Linked DNA regions of Homo sapiens: region 1 is linked to region 2. Evidence: read pairs that join two places in POLR2A ChIA-PET (ENCODE). Cell type or tissue: Panc1. All regions are shown on one strand. Links, peaks and the distances in the headings refer to the core of each region. The heading gives the core; the rest is flanking DNA.

The links. ChIA-PET counts read pairs that join two places held together with the same protein. Peaks named below come from ENCODE experiments on the same cell type or tissue, not always from the same donor. Only the 100,000 strongest peaks of a DNase experiment are listed, where the experiment ranks them.
Region 1: POLR2A ChIA-PET joins it to region 2 with 14 read pairs; 7 of 35 experiments call an interaction of 5 or more read pairs at or near these places.

What each region holds. Positions count from the first base shown.
Region 1 is chr13:111,193,890-111,199,267 of GRCh38, forward strand. All of the region lies in intron 2 of ARHGEF7 (Rho guanine nucleotide exchange factor 7), which reads left to right. Among named protein-coding and RNA genes, the nearest start is that of ARHGEF7-AS1, 48 kb to the left of the region's middle. RefSeq lists a silencer at 4,137-4,342. In Panc1, for the core only: no CTCF peak of the experiment used is centred there; no DNase peak of the experiment used is centred there.
Region 2 is chr13:110,726,946-110,732,323 of GRCh38, forward strand. No RefSeq gene overlaps it. Among named protein-coding and RNA genes, the nearest start is that of ING1, 16 kb to the left of the region's middle. In Panc1, for the core only: no CTCF peak of the experiment used is centred there; no DNase peak of the experiment used is centred there; H3K4me3 peaks cover 689 bases; H3K27ac peaks cover 900 bases.

The sequences.
Region 1 (5,378 bases), core at 171-5,170, 470 kb after region 2:
GGCAGGGTTGAGGGCCACGCATGTACATATTTGAAGCACTGGTCCCTCAAGGAGTAGTGCCTGGTATCTGAGTAGGCGGTTGTCTGATAGCCATAAACTTCCTTTGGCACCTAGTATGCCATTTACATCATGAGTAGTCCAGACAGTGAGATCCTTTCCTTGTGTTATTTTGATAGCCTCTGACGCTAAGACGGCCACCGCCGCAACTACCCTTAAACAGTGAGGCCAGCCTTTTGCTACTACATCGATTTCCTTAGTTAGGTATGCCACCGGTTGTGGGGTTGTCCCACGAGTCTGAGTAAGGACTCCAAGAGCTATTCCTGCTCTCTCTCTGATATATAAAGAGAAGTTTTGTCCTGTGGGAAGGCTTAAATCTGGAGCTTGTACTAGGTTCTGCTTTTTAAGGTTTTGAAGGCTGTTTCTGTCCCTGGTTCCCATTCTACTAGATGAATATTTGCCCTCTGGGTCTCCTTGATTAGAGTATGGAGGGGCCTGGCTATCTCGCTGTATCCGGCAGTCCATAGTTGGCAAAACCCAGTGATTCCAAGGAACCCCTGCAACTGTTTTAATGTCTTAGGGTGAGGATAAGCCAGTATAGGCCGTACTCATTCCTTTCTGAGGGCCCTGGTCCGTCTGGCTAAGATTAGGCCTAGATATTTGACCTGCTATAGGCAAAGCTGGGCCTTCAACCTAGATGCCTTGTTCCCTTGATCAGCTAGAAAGTTCAGGAGATCTAGAGTAGCCCACTGACATGAGGCTTCTGAACTGGTAGCCCAAAGTAAATCATCCACATGCTGAAGGACCAGAGTGCCTGGACTTGAGAAGTGGCCTAGATCTTGGGCCAATGCCTGACCAAACAGGTGAGGGCTATCCCTAAACCCTTGGGCCAAGACTGTCCATGTAAGTTGGGATGTGTGGTCTGTGGGATCCTCAAAGGCAAAGAGAAACTGTGAGTCAGTGCAGGGGAATACAGAAGGCGGCATCCTTGAGGTCCAGAATAGTGAATCATTCTGCTTCCTCTGGTATTTGAGAGAGCAGGGTATAGGGGTTGGGTACAACTGGATATAGAGGAATTACTGCCTCATTGATGAGTCTAAGGTCTTGCACTAGTCTCCACTGACGATTGGGTTTTTGTACCCCTAGAATTGGGGTGTTGCAGGGACTGCTGCATTTCCTTACTAAGCCTTGAGCTTTCAAATGTTTAACAATATCCTGTAATACTTTATGAGCTTCAGGCCTTAAGGGATATTGCCTCTGATAAGGAAAAGTGGTGGGATCTTTTAGCCTGATTTGGACTGGGTGGGCATTTTTTGCCCTTCCAGATTGTCTTTCCAATGCCCAGACTTCAGGGTTGATTCCCTCCTCAAGTAGGGGACAACAAATGGGTAACTTGTTCCCCATATTCGTGTAGATAATAGCTCCAGCTTTGGCTAATATATCCCTCCCTAATAAGGGTGTGGGACTTTCAGGCATAACAAGAAAGGCAAGTGAAAAGAGCAAAGTCTTCCAATTACAACTGAGGAGGTGGGAGAAATACCTGGTTACAGGCTGCCCCAGGATTCCTCGGATGGTAACAGACCTTGAGGATAGTCGTCCAGGACTGGAGATTAACACTGAGAAGGCCTCGCCAGTGTCCAAGAGGAAGTCAATTTCCTGGCCCTCAATGGTTAAATGTACACGGGGCTCAGTGAGGGTGATGACAAGAGCTGGCGCTTGCTCTGGGCACCGTCAGTCCTGTTGTTGGATCATCTGGTTGGGGGCTTCTGGCCCAGAGAACCATTGCACTCTGGGGCAGTGCGCCTTCCAGTGATTGCCTCGGCATAGCGGACATGGATGAGGGGGTGGCTTCTCGTTGGACAGTCTTTTTTAAAGTGTCCTTGTAAACCACACTGATAACAAGCCCTACTGGGTGATTGGCCTTTTCCATTTTCTGTCTTCTCTGAACCACCAAGGTTTGTCTGTCTGAGGGCCATGACTAAGGCTGCTGCCTTTCTCTGATCTCGCTTTTCCTTTTGGGCCTATTCCTCTTGGTCCCTATTATAGAACACTGAGGTTGCCAGGTTTAGTAATGCCTCCAGATTTTGTTCAGGGCCCAGGGCTTGCTTTTGGAGCTTTCTCCTGATATCTGCGGCTGATTGGGTAATAAACTTATCTTTTAGGATCAATTGACCCTCTAGGGAGTCGGGTGACAGGGTAGAGTATTTTCTTAAGGCCTCCTGTAGCCAGTCGAGGAAGGCAGAAGGATTTTCTTCCTTTCCCTGAGTTATGCTAGACATCATTGAATAATTAATGGGCTTTTTCCTAACTCTCCTTAGTCCTTCTAGAACACAGGTCAACAGATGTTTATGACTCCAGTCCCCATGATCTGAGTTGAGTCCCAGTGGGGATCCATACTGGGGACGACTTGCTGACCGGTAGGGAATTTGTCCCTTTCTTCGGCTGTCATTCTGTCATTTACTTGACTAAGATACCAGGTATCACCAAACTCTCGGGCTGCAGCTAAAGCTGCATTCTTTTCATTAAAGACTAGGGTTTGATCTAACAATAGCATGACATCTCTCCAAGTGAGATCGAAGGTTTGCCCTAGACCCTGTAGGAAATCTATCAGGATCATCTGAAAACTTCCCCAGGTCTGCCTGGATCTGCTTTAAATCAGAGAGGGAGAAGGGGACATGTACCCAGCTTGGGCCAAATTCCTCTCCCCCTACAGCTTGAAGGGGACATAACCGATAGCCCGGGGGTTTTTGTGGTCCCTTGGAGATTTCTTTGCTTATTTCCTTCTGGGCAGGGGAGATTAGAGGAGGCTTATCATTAATAGGAAGGGGAGCTATAGGGAGGCTAGGATATGGGGGTAAGCTGAGAGGTCCTCCTGTGGGACATAAATTGCAAGCTTTGCATATTCTCCTTCAATGAAAAGAAAGCTGGACATAAGGTATTTCAATCCATTTGCCTTCCCTCTTACAGAAAAGGTCAAGCTGCAGGATAGTATTGTAATTTATACTTCCCTCAGGTGGCCATTTTTACCCATCAGAGAGAGAATACTGGGGCCAAGCCATAGTGCAGAAAAAAATAAGCTGCCTCTTTTTCAGGGTTTCTGGGTCAAATTGGTCCGAATGGCTTAGGATGCATTTCAAGGGTGAGCATGTTGATGCCTGAGTGTTTCCCATCTGAAAGACAAAACCACCTGCAGTTTTGGTTTGTTTTTCTCCCCCTGCCCAAGAACCTATAATGGTCCCTGGACCCTGCTGATCGGAATAGTTGCGCTCACCGACGCAGCAGCAGAAACACCTCTTGCCCAAGAACCCTGGACCCTGCTGATGGGAATAGTTGTGCTCGCCGACGCAGCAGCAGAAACACCTCTTGCCCAAGAACCCTGGACCCTGCTGATCGGAACAGTTGCGCTCACTGACACAGCAGCAGAAACACTAGTTTCCCTCCTAGACCACAAGGAGGACTGAGGAAGGTTGGATTTAGTGGCCCTTACCGACGCATTCTCGTAAAACCTGCACCTTGCCTGTCCTCCTAGACCACAAAGAGGACTGAGAAAAATCAGATTTAATGACCCTTACTGACGCATTCTTGAAAACCTGTTAAGAGTCCTAAGCGTTCTCCTGTTAGTATTGGGACTTTACTTGTGTCCTATAAAGATGTTATGCCCCCAAAATGAAGTGGAGGGCCATACCCTGAGGGAGAGAAGGGATCTCCAGGGTTGGAAGAGTGATGCCTTTTGTCCTCACTTATATGAATAGGAAGGATACAATTTCTGAGGCTCCCCATATCCTAGCTTCAGGAATAGCTTTTGTTAGGCCTGCTTGTCTGAGTAGGGGTGCTAAAATTCCAGATAGTACCCCCTATGACAGGGCTTTGGGCAAAAATTATGTCTTTCTGATTGGCGGGCCCGGGTGCCTAAAGAAGGGAACAGAGTCCTGAAACTAGAAAAGAACTAGAGACAGGGAGTGGTTTTTAGAAGCAGGACTAGCCTCAGAGAAGAGAGGTGAGAGGACGTTTGTCTGACAGGCATTAGGACCCAGGAGGCAAGGGTCAGGATGGATAGGATAGATGGGCGAGTCTCACTTGGGCGACATAACTTTGAGAGTTCCGCTCATGGCCACAGGGTCAACCAGCTTGTTGTTGGGACCCCGGAGTTGAATGGCTTTCCTCTCTGTTGACCGTTGGCTCAGCCTGGAAGTACAGGAGAAGTGGAAGCTGGTACCAGGCAAACCACCGCTCCCAACTCTGAAGAGTCGGGGGTTGTTAGCCCTTTCCCAGAAAGCCTGACACGCGTGTCTTTAGTCCGGTGGCTGTGCTAGTTGCTTTTAACTGGCCGACAGGTGCCTGGTATTTAGCCCCCGAATTCTACGGAAAAATAGGACAGAATAGCAAGCAAAAGGGGTCCGATGATACTCACTGCTTGGCGATAGTCCCATCTGGGTCGCCAAAATGTGTCCAGAATTGGTTCCTTCTGGTGGGTTCTTGGTCTCGCTGACTTCAAGAATGAAGCCGTGGACACTCGCGGTGAGTGTTACAGTTCTTAAAGATGGTGTGTCCGGAGTTTGTTCCTTCAGATGTGTCCATTCCTTCAGATGTGTCCAGAGTTTCTTCCTTCCGGTGGGTTTGTGGTCTCGCTGACTTCAGGAGTGAAGCTACAGACCTTCGCAGTGGGTGTTACAGCTCTTAAAGGTGGTGTGTCCGGAGTTTTTTGTTCCTCCTGGTGGGTTCGTGGTCTTGCTGACTTCAGGAACGAAGCTGCAGACCCTTGCGGTGAGTGTTACAGCTCATAAAGGTAGTGTGGACCCAAAGAGTGAGCAGCAGCAAGATTTATTGTGAAGAGCAAAAGAACAAAGCTTCCACAGTGTGGAAGGGGACCTGAGTGGGTTGCTGCTGCTGGCTTGGGTGGCCAGCTTTTATTCCCTTATTTGGCCCTGCCCACGTCCTGCTGATTGGTCCATTTTTACAGAGTGCTGATTGGTGCATTTACAAACCTTTAGCTAGACACAGAGCTCTGATTGGTGCATTTTTACAGAGTGCTGATTGGTGTGTTTACAAACCTTTAGCTGGACACGGAGTGCTGATTGGTTCGTTTTTACAGAGTGCTGATAGGTGCGTTTACAAACCTTTAGCTAGACACATAGTGCTGATGGGTGTGTTTACAATCCTTTAGCTAGACAGAAAAGTTCTGCAGGTCCCCACCCGACCCAGAAGCCCAGCTGGCTTCACCTCTCAATATCTCATTGGTCAGAGAAAGTCATGTGGCCAGGCCTGCCCCTGCCTGTAGGAAGCTGATGGGCATCACTGGGCTGGATGTAGACTCCTCCTCGAAGGGCAGGGGGAGTGAATGAAAGCAGCCATACTGTCTGCTGCAGTGAGCCTGGGTTAGA
Region 2 (5,378 bases), core at 161-5,160:
TCCAGGCCAGAGCCACTCCCCCGCTTCATCAGCCATGCTGTTTCATGGGTGCACCTGTTCTCATTTATGTGGACGTTAGGAACCGTGGGTCTCTCGTGTTAAGCCATAGGCCTTTAATAAAGACGTGTAGAGTAAAGCCTGAATCCAAGAATTGACATTTAAACATGAAACATTTTCTTTTCTAACTTGGAAACCAGTTCTAAAAACACACCTAAAAGGGAATTTCAGTTTGATTTGTGTGAAGGGAATATTTTTGGATAAATCTGTATGCCATTGGAAATGCAATATTTCTAAATGATTAATATTTGAGACATTAATGTAATGAGACATGTAATGTCATGTAATGTAACGAGACATGTAATGACATGTAATGTCATTACATATTTGAGACATGTAATATTTGAGACATTAATGTAATATTTTTATTACATTTAATAAATTTTATTTTTATTATAAAATTTTTATTATAAAATTTTATAAAAACAAATGTAATGATCAATCACAGAGTTTAACAATGTATCCATTTACAAAGATGCCTGGAAACAGTTTGCTGTCTCCCAAAGTGTTTATTTAACATAAGAAATTGTTAGATAAATACTTATTTTCTCTATTATTTGAGCATCTTTTGGTTGCAAGTAACAATAATTGACTATGTCTCAAGCAAAGACAGGAAAGATAAGAGAAGTGTCAGAAAATTCAGGAATCGGAAGAGCAATGAGGACACCGCAGCAAGGATTTTTCTCTGCAGCACAGATGTGTTCAGACACAGTGCGGACCAGGTGGAGACCCATCCACGAGGCTCACCGTGGCCAAGGGGTAGATGGTGTGGTGGACACTGAGCTGCTGGAGTCTGTTGTGGACAGTCAGGTGCTATGTTAGAGCAAATCTTTCCATTTTAAAAACACTTCCCCGGCCAGGTGTGGTGGCTCAAGCCTGTAATCCCAGCATTTAGGGAGGCTGAGCCGGGTGGATCACAAGGTCAGAAGGTTGAGACCATCCTGGCCGACATGGTGAAACCCCGTTTCTACTAAAAATACAAAAAATTAGCCAGGCGTGGTGGCACTTGCCTGTAGTCCCAGCTACTCGGGAGGCTGAGGCAGGAGAATCACTTGAACCCGGGAGTCAGAGGTTGCAGTGAGTCGAGATCATGCCACTGCACTCCAACCTGGGCGACAGAGCGAGTCTCCGTCTCAAAAACAAAACCAAAACCAAAAACAAACACTTGCCCTGATAGGTGCTGTGTTTGAATAGACGCTTGTGCCACCCTGACAGCTACTGGCTCTGGCTTAATTCTTTTCCCTTTAATTGGGATGTGTTCAGGGAATGGAAATTAATTTTTGTATTTTAAAGTAAGTAAAAGTTAGATGGAAGAGGGGAAATTATAGTTTTCCATGGCCAATATACACAATTTTCAAAATATTTATGACTCTTTGCACCATCAATCTGTTCCATAAACATGAGAAATTAGAAGTCAACTAACAATGAAATACTTTTATGACACAAAGATCTTCAATAATATGAGGTAGTTGAAAGTCAAGATATACAAGGATGACCTTCCTTGGCATCTTGGAAGGCTGGTAAGAACCATTTCACTTTGCAAATTTTGAAAACTACACTCGACCAAGAAGTTTAATTCTTTTTTTTTTCTTTCTTTTTTTTTTTTTTTGAGATGGAGTCTTGCTCTGTCTCCCAGGCTGGAGTGCAATGGCACGATCTCAGCTCACTGCAACCTCCGCCTCCTGGGTTCAAACGATTCTCATGTCTTAGCCTCCTGAGTAGCTGGGTTACAGGCACCCGCCACGTGTAATTACAGCCACCCGCCTGGCTAATTTTTGTATTTTTAGTAGAGACGGCGTTTTGCCATGTTGGTCAAGTTGGCCTCGAACTCCTGACCTCAGGTGATCCACCCACCTCAGCCTCCCAAAGTGCTGGGATTACAGGTGTGAGCCACTGCGCCCAGTCAAGACGTTAATTCTTTAGAAAGTGCCAAGTCGGATGTGGAGAATAAAAAGATGAGCAGCTAAGAACCCAGTCTACAGAAGTAACAGCTAGATTGCACTGCAGGGGAGGAATGGGAATAGAATGTGTGAGGACAATTAGGAAACAGCTTGTGAGGCTTACTGCATGTGGCTCCATACTTCAGGAATGATCTAGAAAGGTCAAAGGAAAGCAGCACGGGAGGACTGTGATAAGCTCTCACAGGACACTGGTGTGAGGCAGATCTTACATGAGGTTACAACTCCTGCCACTGAGGATGCAGTGCAACCTAAATTTTGAAAAATATAAGACATAAATAGACCATAGAAGAACAAATTTAATAATACCAGGAATACTGTTTCTTGAGGAACCAAAATACATGGACAGATTTACTAATTTTATTTCCTCTTATATTTCTATAATGTTATTTTGTAGAATGACTCTTATGACAGTTTTATTTATATTCTTAATATCCAGCATAGGGGAGAAGCTAATGAATGACATTTCTGGCTTTACTGTGAAATTATGTCACTGCAGTGTGTTCATGGGATAAAATATTGTTCTATTACCAAAGGCGTTGTGTTCCTCTCTTCAATGATGGGGCGACTTGAAATCTTTTTATAGGGTGCCAGGCCAACATTCCTCTAGTGCAGGGAAAGCAGAGGGTCAAACCTAGAAACAAAGATCTGGAAACTAATGGCTATCAACCAGACAGCAGGAAGTCAGTTGGTACTATCAATCTTTTTTTTCTTTTTTGGAGACAGGGTCTCGCTCTGTCGCCCAAGCTATGGAACAGTGGCAAGATTTTGGCTCACTGCAGCTTCCACTTCCCAGGCTCAGATGATCCTCTCACCTCAGCTTCCCTGGTAGCTGGGACCACAGGCGTGCGCCACCCTGCCAAGCTAATTAGTTTTTTGTATTTTCTGGAGGGACAGTGTTTTACCATGTTGCCCAGGCTGGTCTGCTCAATCTTATAGAAGCCATGAAGAGCATCGTTTCAACATGGTGGACTAGGCTAGTCCCTAAACACATACAAATTTTGTATGAAATATGGGGGAAGGGAAAGGTTTTAAATACATACCCAAGAGGAAACACAAGAGAATTCTCCGTGTGTCAACACAAAAGAAATCAGAGCAAAAATGGCAAGCAGTTGCTGAAGAGGTAGGCATGTGACCAAGGTCTGTCCATTAAGGTGCCCCACCCTGCTGGCCACAGTGACCAGGGTATGAATGGGCAGGTACCCCACATCCATCACTACCTATCTTTCCTGGGACTTTTCTTCTGGAGCCACCAGCAAAAATACCTTTTGTCTTTTCATTGTTGCTGCTAAACCATGAGGATGTATGCCTGGACACCTGGTGGTATCTTACCCAGCACACAGAGAGTCAGCCTGGAAAATGGAGAGAAATACAGTGTCCTGATGGCATTGTTGAAACCCCTGAAGCCACATGAACCCTGGAACTGTCAGTTATGGAGGTCAATAAATCCTTTTGTTCTTAAGCTAGTTCAAGCTGGGTTTGCATACTAACCAATTCACCCACCACCTCTATTTCCCAATCCTCCCAACTTCCCCAAGTCAACAGTCATCAGCGGTTGGTGGGCATCTATCTCTCCAGCTCTTTTTCTTTTTTCTTTCTTTCTTTCTTTTTTTTTTTTTTTTTTTTTTTTTTTTTGAGGCAGAGTCTCACTCTGTTGCCCAGGCTGGATCTCGGCTCGCTGCAACCTCCACCTCCCAGGTTCAAGCACTTCTACTCCCTCAGCCTCCTTAGTAGCTGGGATTATGGGTGTGCACCACCACGCCTGTCTAATTTTTGTATTTTTAGTAGAAACGGGGTTTCACCATATTGGCCAGTCTGGTCTCGAACTCCTGACCTCAGGCGATCTGCCCGCCTTGGCCTCCCAAAATGCTGGGATTGCAGGCTTGAGCCACCATGACCAGCCCACAGCTCTTTTTCTATGAGATGATACACACACTTTTAGGGTGGTTTTGAAATGTGCACAAACCTCACACTCCTCCCATCCGAGTGGAGCCTGGTTTCCCTCCCTTAACTGCAGAGGAGCCTGTATGCCTGGGTTAACGTGGAGAATGCATGGGACGTGACACCATGAGACTTCCAAGGCAGCGCAACAATCACAGTTTCTGACTGATCCCTTCCTGTCTGTGGATGCTCACACTTGGGAGTCTGCCTCCTGGAAGGGCTGCACACAGGTGTTCCAGCCATTTCTTCAGCTGAGGTCCCAACTGGTAGCTAGTGCCAACCATCAGATACATGGGCAAGATCGCTTGAAGGCGCTACCAGCCCCAGCTTCCAGCTGACACCCAGTGGAGCAGAAACAAACTGTCCCTTCCCAGCCCTGCCCAAATGGCAGATTCATGAGCAAATTAAATGTCACTGTGTTAAGCCATTACACTGTGGGGTGAATTGTTATATTGCAGTAGATAACCAGAACAATACCTATGTAAAGATACAGTTTTGCTTTACTTTTTCTTTTACAGAAATGCGATCATACCCTATGTATTGATTTGCAATAAGCAATTTTTTTCCCCTGTGTAATACTTTGCCCTGTTGGTCATTCCATATCAATACATAAAAATTAATTGACATGTTATTAACTATCACAAACAATTATGTCCTATGGATATGCTATAATTGAAACATTCCTTTAATGATCAATGATTAGAGTGTTTCAAATTTTTCTTTATGGCAAACCATTCCGAGATAAATATCTGTGTATTGTTTTCATCCTGCATATGAATATTTCTCTATGATTGATACACAGAAATAAAATTTTAGCAAAAAAGGTTTTCACACCATCTGTAGAGGCTAAGGCAACTCCATTCTTACATGCTAATCCACCATGCTGACATCTGATTAAGCCCAGTTCCAGGAAGGCCTCTAAGATTTCTATGTTATCTACTTTAAGATATATCCCACCAGCATCTGTGAGTACTTACTTCTCCTTACCTTTGCTGTCATTGGATATTAACCAAATAGAATTTTTCCTGTCTTGAGAAAAAACATTTATACATAGTTATGTAATACATTATATTTATAATTAAAATATTACATATATAGTACATACATATATAATATATCCATATTGTATATTTTATTATTATTATTATTTGAGACAGAGTCTCGCTCTGTCACCCAGGCTGGAGTGCAGTGGCACAACCTTGGCTCACTGCAACCTCCACCTCCCAGGTTCAAGCAATTCCCTTGCCTCAGCCTCCCAAGTAGCTGGGACTATGGTTGCCTGCCACCATGCCCTGCTAAATTTAGTATTTTTTTTTTTTAGTAGAAACAGGGTTTCGCCATGTTGGCCAGGCTGGTCTCAAACTCCTGACCTCAGGTGATCCACCCGCCTCAGCCTCCCAAAGTGCTGGATTGCAGGCGTGA